Regions from separate parts of the Homo sapiens genome. Here region 2 is linked to region 1. A link is a loop called in an ENCODE intact Hi-C map of the cell type or tissue named here. Cell type or tissue: B cell. All regions are shown on one strand.

Region 1 (8,000 bases):
AAAGACAAGCTATACACTGGGAGAATATATTTGAAAATCCGGTATCAGAAAAAGAACTTGAATCCAGAATATATAAGAAAACACAGCAGTAATTTAAAAACTCAATTTTAAAAGGGGCAAAAGATTTAAGTAGGCTTAAATAGACATTTCACCAGATAGGATACAAGGATGGCAAATATCCCCCTGAGAAGAGTTCAGCATTGTTAGCCATTAGGGAAATGCAAATTTAAGCCATGATATTGCATATTAGAACAGCTAAAATTTAAAAATACATAGTGATAGTACTAAGTACTGGCAAGGATGGGAACAGCTGGATCTCTTAGCAAAATGGTGCAGCCACTCTGGAAGACAGGTAGAATCTTAATCATACATTTACCATGTACTCAACTGTGTCATATCTAGATACTCATTCTAGAGAAATGAAAGCTCATGTTCACATGAAAACCTGCAGACACGTGTTTTATAGTTTTGTTTATAGTTGTCAAACCTGAAGACAATCTAAATGTCCTTCAGCAAGCAAATACATAAACAAATTGGTTGTTATTCAGAGGAATAATAGGAATAAAAAGAAATGAAGTATTGATATACAAATGTGTTGGGGAGTCCTATAACCACCCATATGCTTGAAGATTTACTAGGACTTATATGATTCACTGTATAGTTGTACTCCTCCTAAGATTTATTGCAGCAATATGGTAAGGATACATAGTTGGATCCTAAGGACACACATGGAGTCTGGAGGAATCCAGTGTCTTGATAATTTTTTCTTTTTGCGTGGTGGAGGAGGTGGTGTGGGGGGGGACGAAGATTCACTCTAGTCGCCCAGGCTGGAGTGCAATGGGGCAATCTTGGCCCACTGCAACCTCCACCTCCCAGGTTCAAGCGATTCTCCTGCCTCAGCCTCCCAAGTAGCTGGGATTACAGGCGCACACCATCACGCCTAGCTAATTTTTGTATTTTTAGTAGAAAAGGGGTTTCATCATATTGACCAGACTTGTCTCGAACTCCTGACCTCAGGTGATCCGCCTGCCTTGGCCTCCCAAAGTGCTGGAATTACAGGTGTGAGCCACCGCACCCAGCCAAGAGGATTTTTTCATTTTAAGTGCAGAGGCAGGAGGATCGATCACTTGAGCCCAGGAGTTCCAGACCAACCTGGACAACATAGGGAGACCTCCATCTCTACAAAAAGATTTAAAAATTAGCCAGGCGTGGTGGCCCGTGCCTGTGGTCCCAGCTACGCAGGAGACTGAGGCCAGAGGATCACTTGAGCCCAGGAAATTAAGGTTGCAGTGAGCCAGGATCACACCACTGTACTCCATCCTGGGTGACAAAGCAACACAACACCCTGCCTGAAAAAAGAAAATTGCATTTATATACATTCAAGTAACTTAGAAATAACTTGCTGCTCCCCAGTCACTGCTTGATGTAGCTTTACTATTTGTTATGTGGTATTCTCACGTCTTTTACACAATTGCAGGCAGAATAGTTGGTGTGGCAGTCGTGGCTGTGTAATAGTCTTTTCTTTAAACATCCATTTTGAATACAAGCGAAAATACCCACTTATCTTTTACCCAATTCACTGTATCTAGTAGAGCAGCGATTCTTAAACTTCAATGTGCATTATAGTCAGTCACATAGAGGGCTTTTTAAAATATGAATTGCTAGGCCCCACCCCTAAGAGTTTCTGATTCTGTGGTTCGGGGTTGGGCTGAATAATTTGCATTTCTAACAAGTACTCAGATGATGCTAATGATGCTGGTCAGGGAACCAACTTTGAGGACTAGTTTGTTAGTGGATTTAACGCCTACACATTAGTATCACCTGAGGAGTCCCCCATCCCTACTTCTTTTTCACAACTGGCCCTTGTCCAGTTAAGTAAACGTGTTTGGAAGTCCTGCTCAAACATGGTGTTAGGATTTTATGGTCCTTTTCAACAGATGCAGCTCCATAACAAGTGTAGACTTTTTATTTTTTACTCCAAATCTTCATAACACTTGTGTGATGAATATAAACAGCAGGATTGGCCAGCTGTGTGGTTTGGTGGTTTTAGTTCACATAAATCTGTATTCCGTCAATAGCTCACTTTTTGGTCTTGGCCAGTTCCCATAAGTGCCTGCTGTAGATGGCTTGTTAATTGTAAGGAGTAAATAGTAACTACACAGTAGAGTAATTGGCTGTCACTTTGGGTGATCAAAATTAACATCACCAATGAAGGGAAGATGGACATCATGTCTTTTCAGACATCTGGAAGGATAAACATCACTTATACAGTAGTTTGACAACATTGTTTAAACAGCAGTTCGGTTATACTTGATTGGAATCTGATCATAAGGGAACCAACAGATCCAGATTGAGAAGCATTCAATTTTTAAAAAAGGACCTTATTCTTCTTAAATAGCAATGTCATGAAATATAAAGTTTGCAGAACTATTCCATATGAAAGGAGATTAAAGAGATCTGATAGCTAAATGCAAAAGTGATCCTAAGCTGGGTCCTGTAACTGAACGGAAAAAAGTGCTATAGAGGGGATAGTATTGGGTCATATGATAAATAGGAATATAGATGGTAGATTAAATAAAAAGTATTGTGCCAATTTTGAATTTCCTGAGGTTGATAACAGTACTATGGTTAGTACTGTTCCTTAGGAGACACGCTGAAATATTTGTAGGCAAAAATACCTGATACTGCAACTTAAATGAGTCAGAAAAAATATGAGATGGAGCAAATGGGGCAAAGCATACAGGTGTTCTTTCCAACTTTTTTGAATCTGGAATTATTCCCAAATGAAGTTATAAACAAAAAAACTTAGGCTCTTTATTTCAGGATAGTTGTAAAGATAAAAAAACTACATAAAAATGTATTGAAAGAACAGAATGCTTTACAAGCAGTGCTTCATATGCTGCTGAATCTAGGTGGCCTTGTAGCACATTCTGTAGGTGTCCCCAGCTACACTGTGGGTGCTAGAGAGCCTGCAGGAGGTCAGCATCCTCCTGATTTGTAACTGCCCCTTCCCCTGCTCAGTACAGCTTCTTGAATGTGTCTTGTGCAGTACTTCAGACACACTGAAGCATAAAATACACCCTATCTAAAAATTCATTCTATCATAGTAGCTAATTTTAGTTTGTTTTTTGCTGACTAAACTATTGTGTGACTCACCTGATCATAGTCTTTTATTATATATTGCATGTACATTAGCTTTGAAAAGTATATTTCTCTTTCAGCCCAAAATGGAGTTAATCCTGACTGGGAGAAGAAAGTAATTGAGTATTTTAAGGAAAAGCTGAAGGAAAATAATGCTCCTAAGTGGGTAAGCTTATTGCTATTTTCGAGGGAGAGGGTTGGACAGACTATACAGTTTCTCTTAGTAGAGTAACTAAGTAACCCACATGTAATTTAAAAATATGTAAATTAATGTACTTCTGCTTCAAGTACATTTGTATTAAAAGATTTTGGTCTTTTGCTAATTAAGTTTAAGCATGTAAATACTTATACATTATGCCTCTAGGTGGCAGTAACTGACTGTTACTTCCTGAGACAAATCTTTAGTTGCAAGAGTGTCAGTTACCTTTGTTTTATTACCTTCATTTTAAAAGAATTGGCATGTGCTAGTTTTAAGAGAAGAGCTCAACAAAGTAAATGCCTTTTTGATCATTGAAAAGTGTTCTGAATGAAAAGCATTTTTTAGCATTCTTTTACATTGTGGTCAAATGTTATCTAAAACTTGAAAGAAATGGAAGAGAACTTGGGTTCCAGCAATTATATTGACCATTGAGATCATTTGGCTCTCTGATGTGGCATGGGTGTGTGTGTGTGTGTGTGTGTGTGTGTGTAACAGTTTGAGTCTGGATATAAAGTTTGTGTATATATGCTTAATGTTGTATAGACAGGATATTTAGTTGACTGACTTGATTATTTTCCTTTAAGGTACCATCACTGAACGAAGTTCCCCTTCATTATTTGAAACCTAATAGTTTTGTGAAATTTCGTTGCATGATTCAGGATATGTTTGACCCTGAGTTTTACATGGGAGTTTATGAAACGGTTAACCAAAACACAAAAGCACATGTAAGTATTGCTGTTTTCATGAATTTGTGGTATTAATTTTGTCCTTTTACTGTTGGTGGTAGTTTTGGTTCAGATATATTGATATAATTCTGTTTTTCTATGTTTGGGGTCATAGGTTCTTCATTTTGGAAAATATAGAGATGTAGCAGAGTGTGGGGTATGTATCTTTAATATATATGAAACATTTTTAGTAAGAATTTTTTCCTAAACAGAGAATTTGTTTAGCTAATCTTAAATTTATTTATCTTGTGTATAAGTTACAAGAAATCATGTGAAATGTTTTCCTTATTTGGTTTTATTTAGGAGTTTGATGTGACTTTTTTTTAATCCTCTAAAGATCTTTTGAAGGGGAAATACTGTTAATGCCAAAATTAATTCCTCTCTCCAATATCTGTATATAATATATGTAAAACAAAGAACCCTAGGTTGCAAAATTAAATCCTTTTTAATTCCTTCAAAGACAAAGCCAATGGTAATCTCACTGTTTCTTTCATAGAAAGCTGTCAGAATCAGCCTATAATACAGAAATTTAATGAAATATTCATTCCTAGGTAGCTCGGAGATGAGATTCAAAAGTCATATATTATTCCCTAGGAAAGGCATGTTCTCTTTCAGATATACTTAGAAAACTCTAAGAAGTGGAAAGGACCCAGGAGACATCAAATTTGAGCCTAATACATACAAGCAAGGATTTTTTTGTTTGCCTTTCTTTCTAGGCCTAAGGTACCTTTCTCCTAGAATGAGTCTTTTATTTATGACTCTTGAGCAACATGTGTACCAACTCTCTGTTAGCCTTTGGTAGTGTCACACATGGACAGCCTCATCTATTTTATTGACCCATTTCCAGATGCTGGGATTACCGAGTTACATTAATACACAGCTTTTTATGGTATACAGTAATGTAATATATTAGCCTAATGTGTTAGGACTCCTTAAACAAGGGATACTGTAATCATTAATACAGTTGATCCATTAGGCTTGGCACAGTGTTTATTTTATGGAAACACTCTAAAAGAAAAACAGACCTGAAGTTCATCATGTGTAAGGTTACACAAATCTATCTTTCAAATGAGTTCATTACTCTAAATAATTGTCAGAAGTTACATTTTTGTTTAATATAATCTTTGCAGTAACCTTCCAAATTAGGGCAATTTTTCTGTCCAGATCTGCCTACTGAACTAGAATATTTAATGAGCAACAACTTCTGTTGTGAATTAACGGACTGATATTGGGGTTTGATAAATCAGTTTCCTAAGGTTTGGATAAGCCAAGAGTTAGACTCTAAGAATATAAAAAGGCCTAGATAACATCATAAAAGTAAGGTTCTAGATCCACAAAGCAGAGAACTAGACCCAGATTATAAGTCACTCCAGAGGTCCCATTTTTCTGGATTTGAGGGAGGAAGTGTTTGATGACAGTATTTGAAGTGATTTTATATCCATTTTCTTTTAAAAAGTAATAGTTTGGAATTAGTTACTTGTTAATTAATCTGTAAAATATTTGCTGTGGTGTTATAATGTGAAAATGTGGTTGCTAATTTTAAAATAAATTTTGGGTTTTTTAAAGTAAATTTTTAAAAACACTTTTTATGTATATCACAGCCTCAACAAGAACTTGATTTAAACTCTCCACGAAATACCACTTTGGAAAGACAGACTTTCTATTGTGTTCCGGTGCCTGGGGAATCTACGTGGGTAAAAGAAATATCCTTTATCTGAACTTTCTTACTGTGTTGATGGTTTCTAAAAACTTAGCCTTTAATTATTCTTCCTTTGCAAAGCTTGGCTTTATTTTAATAAAGTGTGTTTCATTTGTTCTAATTGAGAAAACCCATAAAACGGGCTAAGTATTTGTCACTGAGTAATGCTAAAATAACAGTACATTCCTATAGTGAAATACTGTTAAAATGATTGAAGTAATTTTTTTTTTTTTTTTTTTTTTTTGAGATAGGGACTCACTGTCACCCAGGCTGGAGTGCAGTGGCACAAACATGGCTCATTGCTGCTTCAACCTCCTGGGCTCAAGCAGTCCTCTTGCCTCAGCCTCCCAAGTAGCTGGGACCACAAGCGTGTGCCACCATCCCTGGCGAATTTTTTGATTTCTTGTAGGAACAGGGTTCACTTTGTTGCCCAAGCTGGTCTTGAACTCCTGGGCTCAAGTGATCCTCTCACCTCAGCCTACCAGAGTGCATGCTCCGCCTAAGGCACATTTAAAGGTACTGAAAAAATATGATAATTAAAGTAAAAAAATAGTTTCAAATTGGAATTCATTCTAATTAAGGGAAGACAACGTGTTGGCTCTTTTGAGAGGGGATTGTAGAAACATTTCCTTTTTATTTACGATAGTAATTTTTTAAGGCATGGCCCACCTACACTGAAATGCACAGATTTTAAGGTAATGCACAGTGATTTGGATAAACACATACACCTATATAATTTATACCCCAAAGTAAAGAACTTGTGCCTAAAAATTCCTTTCTGCCTTTTTCTAGTCACTACCTCCTCCCCTGCAAGCACAATCCTGAATTCTTGACTATGGCTTGGTCTTGTCTGTTGAATGACATCTAAATGGACTCATATAATATATAGTCTTTGTGTCTGACATCTTGTGTTTAACATCATGCATTTGAGTCATGTGTGTATCAGTAGTTCTTCATTTCTTTCTTGTTTTCTTTTGCTAAGTATTATTTGTTTATACAGTCTCCAATTGAGCATTTAGGTTATTTACGGTTTTAAGCTGGGCATTTTCTTTGTGAGAACATTTTAAACTACCAATTCAGTTCTTTTTGTTTGTTTTTTGTTTGTTTGTTTTTGTTTTCTTGAGATGGAGTCTTGCTCTGCTGCTAGTCTGAAGTGCAGTAGCGTGATCTTGGCTCACTGCAACCTCCATCTCCTGGGTTCAAGTGATTCTCCTGCCTCAGCCTCCCGAGTAGCTGGGACTACAGGCACACGCCACCATGCCCGCCAGTTTTTGTATTTTTAGTAGAGACGGGGTTTCACCATGCTGGCCAGGATGGTCTCGATCTCTTGACTTCGTGATCTGCCTGCCTCGGCCTCTCAAAGTGCTGGGATTACAGGAGTGACTAATTCAGTTTTTTAACAGATATTTTGAGTCAGTTGTGATAAATTGTATCTTTCAAGGACTGTTTTGAAGTCATTTAAACCCAGTTGTTGAATTTATTGACATAAAACTTGTCAGAGTATTTTCTTTTTAATGTCTGTGGGATATCTAGCATTGATCTCTTTCATTCCCAATAATGTTAGTCTATTTTTCACTTCAATTTTCTGTTTTCTGCTTCATCCATTTCTGCTTTATTTTGTTCTTTTTGGTTTGGTTTTAATTGGTCTTTTTCTAGCCTTTTTTTTTTAGACGGGGTCTTGCTGGCTCTGTCACCCAAGCTGGAGTGCAGTGGCACAATCTCGGCTCACTGCAACCTCAGCCTGCCAGGTTCAAGCAGTTCTCTGCCTCAGCCTCCCAAGTAGCTGGGATTGCAGGTGCCTGCCACCATGCCCGGCTAATTGTTTTGTATTTTTGATAGAGACGGGGTTTTACCATGTTGGCCAGGCTGGTCTTGAACTCCTGACCTCGTGATCCACCTGCCTCAACCTCCCAAAGTGCCGGGATTACAGGCGTGAGCCACCGCGCCTGGCCCTTTTTCTAGCTTTTTAAAGTAGATGCTCAGATTATTGATTTCAAATTTTTCTTATTTTCTAATGTTAGCAACTAAAGCTATAAATTTCTCCCCAGTCACTGCTTTGGTTGCATCCCACAAGTTTTCATTTGTTAGGTTTTTACTGTCATTTAATTCAAAATATTTTCTAATTTCCCTTGTGATTTCTTCTTTGATCCTTCGCCCTTGCAACAATCTGCTTCTGTGTAGTCTCATTCTTCGTGCTATTTTTGTCATAGATTTCACTCATCCTTAGATTATACAG
Region 2 (8,000 bases), 410 kb after region 1:
AGGGAGGAAACTGACGCTTAGAAGGAATCTGTCCAGGACCCCCAGACCTGGGAAAGTGCCCAAGTCTCTGGACAGCCAATGTGGGCTCCCTGGCCCACGCCTCTTCTGCACTGCCTGGCGTGAAGTTCATCTGCAGCTTAGGTGAGGAGTGGCCGGGAGGGGACCCTGGTCCCCACAAAGACACGATGTGCCCCACACTCTGCACCAGCTCACTGTGAGGCAGCACTCGGGGGCAGCCCTGGGTACCCTGTGAAGGGAGCTGCTGGGGGCTGGGGGAGGCTACTCACGTCTGGAACGAAGGGAGGGTCCAACATCCCGGCTTCTAAGCGCTTGAAGTTCATGTTCCTGAAGAAGGGGTGTCTCTTGACCTCTGCAGCCCCCTCCTCCTGGCAGCCCAGCCTCTGCTTCGCATCTTTCGTGAGCAGCTGAAACAGAGAGCCCCATGAAGCCACGTCCCCTGGGCCTCTCCTCCTGTCCGGACCTCCTGCCTCCACAGTGTCTGCACCATGCCTAGGAACCCAAGACACGCTGCCCCACCCTGCAAAGGTCTTGCTTCAGGGCTGCCTCTGAGTCTTGGCGTGCATCTGTGCTCACACACTCACAGCCTGGCTAGATGCCTGATGGGACAGGAGAGCAGGAATCTTGTTTCTCTCAGGATTACAGACCTCGTTCCTGGGTTATGGTGGGCACTCATTAATGGGTGTCGAGTCACTGTCACCTCTTCTGTGTAGGGTAAGCAACAAAAGGCAAGGACTGCATCAATAGCTCTGTCTCGTGCACATACTCAGCTAATTTGCAGAGTTGTACCTCCTGGGTGCAAGCCCCTTCCTGACAGAGAAGGCACCACCGAGGCACTTGGCCTCTAGGAGTGCTCAGACTCATGGGGGGCTAATCATGCTCAGAGGACGCATCAAGGTGATACAGATCGGGCACCCCGGGGGCAGGGGGCATGACTGGCTGCCAGCTGGAGGTCAGGGAGCTGCACGGGGAAGAGGTATTTAAGTTGAGTCTTGCAGGACAAATAGGCTTTCAAGGTGTGGGTAGGGGGAGGGGTATACAGGTAGAGGGAACTGCACCAGCAAAGCAGAGTGGCAGGACGTGCAGGGTGAGTCTGGGGAACACCCAAAACACGTTTGACTTAGAAAGCGGGAGGAGGGTGCAGAGATGGGTCAAGGGGAGGGGGCTGGTCAGGGAGAGATGATAGAGGATCCTGAAGGCCAGGTCAGGTGGCGGGATTTTCATCTGGAGGTAGAAGGAGCCAGGGATGGTTGAGGTAGGAGAGTGTCTTCATCAGAACCACGAGGCAGGAAGGTTACTAGGAGAGGAAGAGTCTTTGGGAGCAGACACCCAGGTGAGACGGGATGAGGCTATGAATGAGGCCAGAGGGCTAGACCTGCGCAGGGGGCCTTGACTAGCCATGGCCAGCCACACGACCACAGGGCCCCGGCCCCTGACCTGCACTCCCAGTGCCCCAGCCTCGTGATTCTCTCTTCTCCTCTGCCTTACTGAGCGCTGCAGCTGTACGCAGTTGGTGTCTACTAAGTGTCTGCTTTGAGGCTAAAATCCAGAGGAGCAGACTGCTTGGGGTAGGGGCCCAGCCTTGTCTTTTCCCAATGCCCTGTGCGCTTTGCTCATATTCATCCCATGTACACTTCCTGCTGGTCCTTGTGGGGCAGGCACTGCACCGGCTGGGGACGCCGGGGAGAGTGAGCAGCCAGACTGGCCTCTTGGGGCTCAGGGTCTGGAGGGGGCTGCCCCCCAAACAAAGGAATCGAAGGTGGCATCAGGGCCAGCACCAGGTTCCACCCTTGAAAGGACAAAGCAGAGCACTCAGTCGCTCAGTGTTGCCCCTTAACGCCCCCACGGACCACCAGGCTGGCGGCTCAGGGTCTGGCACTCATGCCTCTGCTTCTCTCTCTGGGGGCTTCACTGTTCAACAAAGGCTCAAGGCACTGGGTTGGGCTGGGCCCAGGTGCTGCACTGTTCTAAGCAGTCCCTCAGAGGCAAGTCTCCTTCTGCAGGGGCTGCAGCAGCTGGCCAGGAAGGTGGCACAAACGAGGATGAGAAAGGCGAGGGGTGGGCTGGGTGGGCCGGGCCGGGCTATGTGTCAGCTCCTGCCAGGTGGGACGGCAGCCAGGGCCTGGGGCTTCTGCTTTTCAAGAGAAGCCAGAAAATCCAGGTTATTACATGAAATCTCCTCATTTCTAAATCTTGGCAATGAACCTACCATTTACTTCTTTTGAAAAACCGTGTGCAGGTTGAACACCCGCCTATATGCTGCCATTTGAAACCCTGGCATCCAGTCAACAGTTTGCAGCCACATCGTCAGGTAAAGAGTTTGCAATCATGCTATCAGGTGGACACCAGGAGAAGTGAGAGGAAGAGAAGGTGTGAGCTGGGATGGGTGGGGCAGGCAGAGCGGGCTTCCTGGAGGAGGGGTACAGATGGGCTGGAAGGACAAGTGAGACCAAGACGGCTGAAAGGCAAGAGGGAGCTGGAGGGGGGCTAAGGCCCAGTGCTGGGACTGAGCAGGGGTTTGGGGAAGATGGAGGCTGAGGTCTGGGCCCATGGACTGGGCTCAGGAGACAAAGTGGTGAGATGTGTGAATTTCTGGGCTCCAGAGGAGGGGGAGTGGGTTCTGCGGCTGCTAAGGTAGAATGGGGGACAGACCTGGGGGCCAGAGACTGGCTTCCTCACTGATTGTGGAGGGACCCTCTTAGGCAGGCAGGGCTGGAGCCACCAGAGCCTAGAAATAGCCCTGTGAACCCAGGACCTGCGAGGTCTCCTGGCAAGTCAGGCTCTGCAGTGTCCTGAGCTGCCACCAGCTGGAGGGGACAAGGTAGGCCTAGATGCCGGAGATGCTGCAGTCAAGGGCGTGAAGGAGGCCTAAGACTAGACTCCCAAGACCAAAGATCATTTGTAAGGGAAGCCGCAGCAAGGCCAGAGGCTTCCAGAGGACAGTGGTTTTGTACCCACGGGACAGGTCCTCCGGGAGCAGCAGGCTTTCTCTCAGTGTCCACCAGGGGGCAGCAGAGGGACAGCAGCACCCTGGTCCAGGCTGCAGCAGGAGATCCCAGCTCCAAAGCCAGGGGCCAAGGTGGGTGTCTGGGGTCTGGGGGTGGGACTGGGGCCCTCTCCGCCTCGTCATCCTCTTAGTACGTCCCATATCCCTGCTGAGATCTCTCAAGACCTGCTTCTCTGATTGCCTGGCCCTGACCTGGGACATTTGGTGATGCTCTGCCCACGGCTGTCTGACCCCTTCTTCTTTCCCTTGTCTCGTTTTGTCGCACCTGACAGATATCTCCCAATGAGACAGCCAAGTATGGCTCACACCCACATTTCCATTTACCCGACCAGTGCTGCACTGCTCCTCCGGTCCCCCCACCCTAGCCCTGGCTGCGATGACCATGTGGCTTTCTCTGAGGCCCCAGCTGCATGGCGGGCCAACAGCTGTGGGGTTAGAGTGTGGGTCTGCTGTACACACAGGACTTCTTCCCACAGCTCTGTGATGTGAGGATGAGGTTGGTGACAGGAAGGGGCCAAGCAGAGGTGTCTGGCTGCAGGAGAGGGGCCTCTGGGGTGAGGAGCCGAGCCAGACCCTCCTGGGGCCGCTTGCGGCGCAGATCTCAGGTCTTCCTGAGCAGAAGCATTGCGACTTTTAATCAACTCCCAGGACTGCTGCTTCCTAAACTCCGGGAGTTGCCTGGGTTGTCAATGCACACGCTGAATCTGCCCCAAAAGTGCCTGCAGATGTAGAGGGGTGGGAAGTGTGGCTCCCCCCTCCCAGGCTCGGTTTGCCCATCTGTGGCTCCGGGTACATGGGATACGGGGTACATCTGTGGCTCCAGGGAGAGGAGAGGAAGTCTGTGGGCTGGCAATTGTGGAGCTGGGTGCTCCGGCCCCTCCTGTCCCTATGAGGCTGGCATTAGAGGGCAGCTGCTTGCAGTGGGGGTGCCAGCACAGCTGTGCTGGGGACCATAAGGAGGAGGGCCCCAAGGGGGCATGGGCTGGACTTGGGGGCTGAGAGCCAGGCAGCAGCAGGAAGTGGCCATCTCCCCACAAAGCCAGCCACTAGTCCTGGTTCCCAGGGAAGGGCCTGAGGGCCGGCATGGGGCGGCCCAGTGGCAGGGGTGCACGGGCGGACTCCACTCCCATATCCCCCACTTCCAATGGCTCCTGTCACTCCTTATCTGGCTTCCAGTCCCCCCATCTGGCCCCACCCACCCAGCTTTTGGGTGGGTCTGACCTCACTATCCCTAGACCCTGTCATGCAGGAGCCAGGCTGGCGTGACCAGCAGTCCATCTAGTGGTGGAAAACTTTGTTATAAGATGTTCAAAGACTGAAATCGTCGCCCCCACCCCCTGTAGCCCTTCGTCTTAAACCAACACCTTAGGATCCAGAGGTGGAGGGAGCAGGAGGCCCACGGGCAGGGGCCGGGGCTTGGCCCAAGGTTGCTTTGTGTCTGGGGCACCAGCTCAGACCATCTCTTCTCCGCCCTGTGTGGACCCCCCCACAGGCTGGATGTGAGGGTGTTCCACACTGTTCCCCTCACCCCTCTTCCCTTGGTTCCTGGGTGTCCCTGCCCCACCCAGGCTTTCTCCTGGAAGTCTCCGCTGACCACCCCAGTCCACAGCAAGGAGTGCCCTCAACTCTAGCTTGGTGGGCTGCAACCCCCACCCCCATGCTCAGACCCCTGTCCCTTCAGCCTGTTTGCTGTTCTGGGGACAGACTGGGGCCAGGCCCAGGGAGGGGAGCCACCAGCTTGAGGGTGGCATCTGGCCACCAGGAGCTCACCATCTTGCAGATGGACTTGGCCTCCTCGGAGAACTTGTGGGAGTACACCTCCTCCGTCTCCAGGACCCGGCGGTCCACCTCCTCCCGCTTCACCTTCTCCTTGCGGCCGCGGAACGGCGACTGGCCCTCGATCATCTCATAGATGAGGCAGCCAAGGCCCCAGTAGTCGGGGCTCAGGCCGTACCTCTGGTTGTTCAGGACCTCTGGAGCTGGGGGCAGAGGAGAGGAGAGAGGAGTGAGGAGGAGGGAGACAGCTGGTGGCGCTGCTCACAGAAGGCCTGGAGTTTCATGGCCGCCACCAACTCTTACCCCACCAACTGCTGTGAATACCACCCCCTCCAGGGAGCTTGCCCTGATGACTCTCCTCTGTGCCCCCGAAGGACTTTGACTGTAGCTTTAGAACTCTGACCACCGTGGATGGAGGTGTCCTGCACTCTTGATGTCCCCTCGCCTAGAACATGAGCTACTTTATTCACTACCGTAACAATATGACACCTGGCACAGAACAGGTGCTATCAGTATATTTGTTTCAATGAATAAAGGTGTATCTACCCAAATTAAAGATGATCTTAAATTTATCTGTAATTCAAACAATCTCTTGCTATGTCTTCTGTACCACTTTGATAAACCGAATTACAGATTTACCATAGAAATACAGAAAAGATAGTTCTGCAGCATCAGCACGTATGTCTGGAGGGAAATGCATCCACACATGTGCTGGTTTGCACACAAGAGCCGGGGCAGACAGATGCATGGAACACTCTGCAAAAGGAGACCCAGGCAAATGCACACACAGGTAGGCAGATCTATCATCCACCCATCCATCATCCATCATCCATCCAACCATCCATCCACCCGCCCACCCGCCTACCTATCAATCATCGATCAGCATTCATGTGGGCACACACACACTCACATACACACAGACACACACTCCACAGGTTGCCAAATGTCATGCAATCTGAAAAGGACCCTCTAGCACCAGAGACAAGGCACACCTCCTGTGCAGCTGCTGTCAGTACCAGCCTGACTAGAGGGCGGCAGCGTGCCTGCTCCCCGGGCACGCGCCTCTCAGGGGAAGGAGGGTAGGTGTGTGAAATGCACAGGAGGAAGCCCAGGGCGTGCCCCCAATTGGACGGGGGATTCTAGGGCACAGGACTTAACTCTGGGTCTCTTCCCTGCAACCCCCAGGACGCTGGTCTCAGAGCAGACTGAGGAAAGGTGGCAGGAGCCCAAGGCTGCTCTCTACTGGAATCATGCTTGGTGACACAGCAGCTGTGCGCGCCTCTCATTTGCGGGCTCTTGTGAATTACCTCCTTCCTCTCAAAGGCCTCTCCTCCCAGACCCCTGCTTCAATGTGGCCTCCCCTAGCAGCGCTGTATGCCAGGCCCCGACCCCTAAGAGTGGCTTGGCTTTGGACACAGGTGGGGCTGGGGGCCTGGGAGTGCAGAGAGCTCAGAGCAGTCATCACATCTGGGGCCCCTGTGCTCCCCCTCCCCCTGGCTAAGGCCGCCCCCCAGCAGCCCTGCAGAGACTGTGACTCTGTGTGTGATCAGCAGTGCATGAAGAGGCGAGAGGCTCTGCGGGCAGGCTCTGGGGGCTCGGCCGGCGGTGAGCAGGTGGTGGGTCTCAAGGTGCATTGACACAGGCAGCCCAGCACTCACCCATGTAGCCAACAGTGCCCACCCGGCCGCGGATCAGGTCTCCCTCGGGGATCTTCACAGCCAAGCCCAGGTCTGAGATCCTAATGTGGCCTGAGGGGGACAGCAGGGTCAGTGGGTCCCTGGGACAGCCGCATGGGCACCCGGCCTTGCTGTGTGCCCTTGGGCAAGGCATACGAGCTCTCGGCATTCTCATCTGTCCAAGGACAACAGGGACCCCAATCTGCCATCTCAGAGTGACCACAAGAGCCTTGGGAGAGTGCAGGTGTGGGAGGACACAGGAAAATGCCCACTCTTCAGGAGTGGAACATAAAGATGCAATAGGATGCCTGGACCCGGCTGGACGTTGACCGACCTGCCTAGTCAAAGGCTGAATGGGCTTCCTGGAACGCTGAGGTCAGAGAATCTTGGCTTGGTTCTGGGATTACTTCATGGGAAAAATGTGAGGTTCTTCTGGCATTATGCAACAATTTGCTTAAGGGGAAAAAATTATAAAACGATTTGGGAAGCAGCTCCCCGGCCTGCCTTGTTGGTCTCTGGAGATTGGTTGTTTTTCACTTTAGAGAAACGAGAAGGGAAAACATCTGGTCTGACCTGGCAGAGCCTGGAGATGAATCCCAGCTCACAGCCCAGGACTGAGCCCCCAGAGCGGGAGACGCTGAGCTGAGGCTCCACTTTGGTCTTTGTCCCTCCCACAGCCCACCTGGGCAGGGTCGCGGCCACAACTTACCCCACAGGAAGGAACACGTCCCCTTCCCTTCCCTGCCTATGGACACCAGGGCCCCACCCCCATCCCTCCAGCCTAGATGTCAGCAAGGGCCAGTGTCGAGACCCCGCCAGGCTGGAGCCGTGTGGACTCCCTGGCTCGGTGGGGGCTGACAGTCAGGATAGCAGAGGAGCAGCGTGGGCTTGGTTCTTAGACCAAGGGAGGCACCGGGCACATCCAGAGAGGGGCGGCAGGCCTGGGCCCTCCGACCGCCCCTCCACAGGGCAGTATCCCATGCAGACCTCTCTTCAGGTCATCAGCGACCCGGTTTCTCCCCTCCCTCTACTGGGGGCTGCCAGGTTCTGGGGCCTGGTGGGAGGAGACCCAGTTTCTGCCCTCAGCTCCCCACTGATGCTGCTGGGTGACTTTGGCAGGATGGCTCCCCTGAGGCTCAGTTTTGTCATCTGTTAAATGGGCACAGAGATGCTGCCTTGCCCTTCTCTGTGCAGGTGGGAAGATCTAGTCAGATCAAAGGTGTGGAAACCGGTGGCTCATGCCTGTAATCCCAGCACATAGGGAGGCCAAGGAGGGCAGATCACTTGAGGTCAGGAGTCTGAGACCAGCCTGGTCAACATGGCAAAACCCCATTTCTACCAAAGATACAAAAATTAGCCGGGCGTGGTGGCACGTGCCTGTAATCTCAGCTACTTGGGAGGCTGAGGCAGCAGAATCACTTGAACTTGGGAGGTAGAGGTTGCACTGAGTTGAGATTGCACCACTGCACTCCAGCCTGGGCAACAAGAGTAAAACTACATCTCAAAAAAAAAAAAAAATACAA

Evidence for each region. A loop is a pair of places that touch in the nucleus more often than their neighbours do. Peaks named below come from ENCODE experiments on the same cell type or tissue, not always from the same donor. Only the 100,000 strongest peaks of a DNase experiment are listed, where the experiment ranks them.
Region 2: it touches region 1 in a loop (16-fold over the local background); 2 of 110 quality-filtered maps call a loop at or near these places.

The regions. Positions count from the first base shown.
Region 1 is chr10:119,855,106-119,863,105 of GRCh38, reverse strand. MCMBP (minichromosome maintenance complex binding protein) reads left to right here. Exons shown (of 16, transcript NM_001256378.2): 2 at 3,222-3,307; 3 at 3,925-4,065; 4 at 4,181-4,222; 5 at 5,667-5,768. Among named protein-coding and RNA genes, the nearest start is that of MCMBP, 14 kb to the left of the region's middle. RefSeq lists an enhancer at 5,145-5,314. In B cell, CTCF peaks have their summits at 3,298 and 3,503 (motif pointing right); a DNase peak (open chromatin) is centred at 3,515; H3K27ac peaks cover 845 bases.
Region 2 is chr10:119,440,548-119,448,547 of GRCh38, reverse strand. GRK5 (G protein-coupled receptor kinase 5) reads right to left here. Exons shown (of 16, transcript NM_005308.3): 11 at 6,460-6,549; 12 at 4,796-5,004; 13 at 288-425. Among named protein-coding and RNA genes, the nearest start is that of MIR4681, 67 kb to the right of the region's middle. RefSeq lists an enhancer at 3,679-4,469. In B cell, CTCF peaks have their summits at 2,801 (motif pointing left) and 3,003 (motif pointing right); DNase peaks (open chromatin) are centred at 3,027 and 6,056.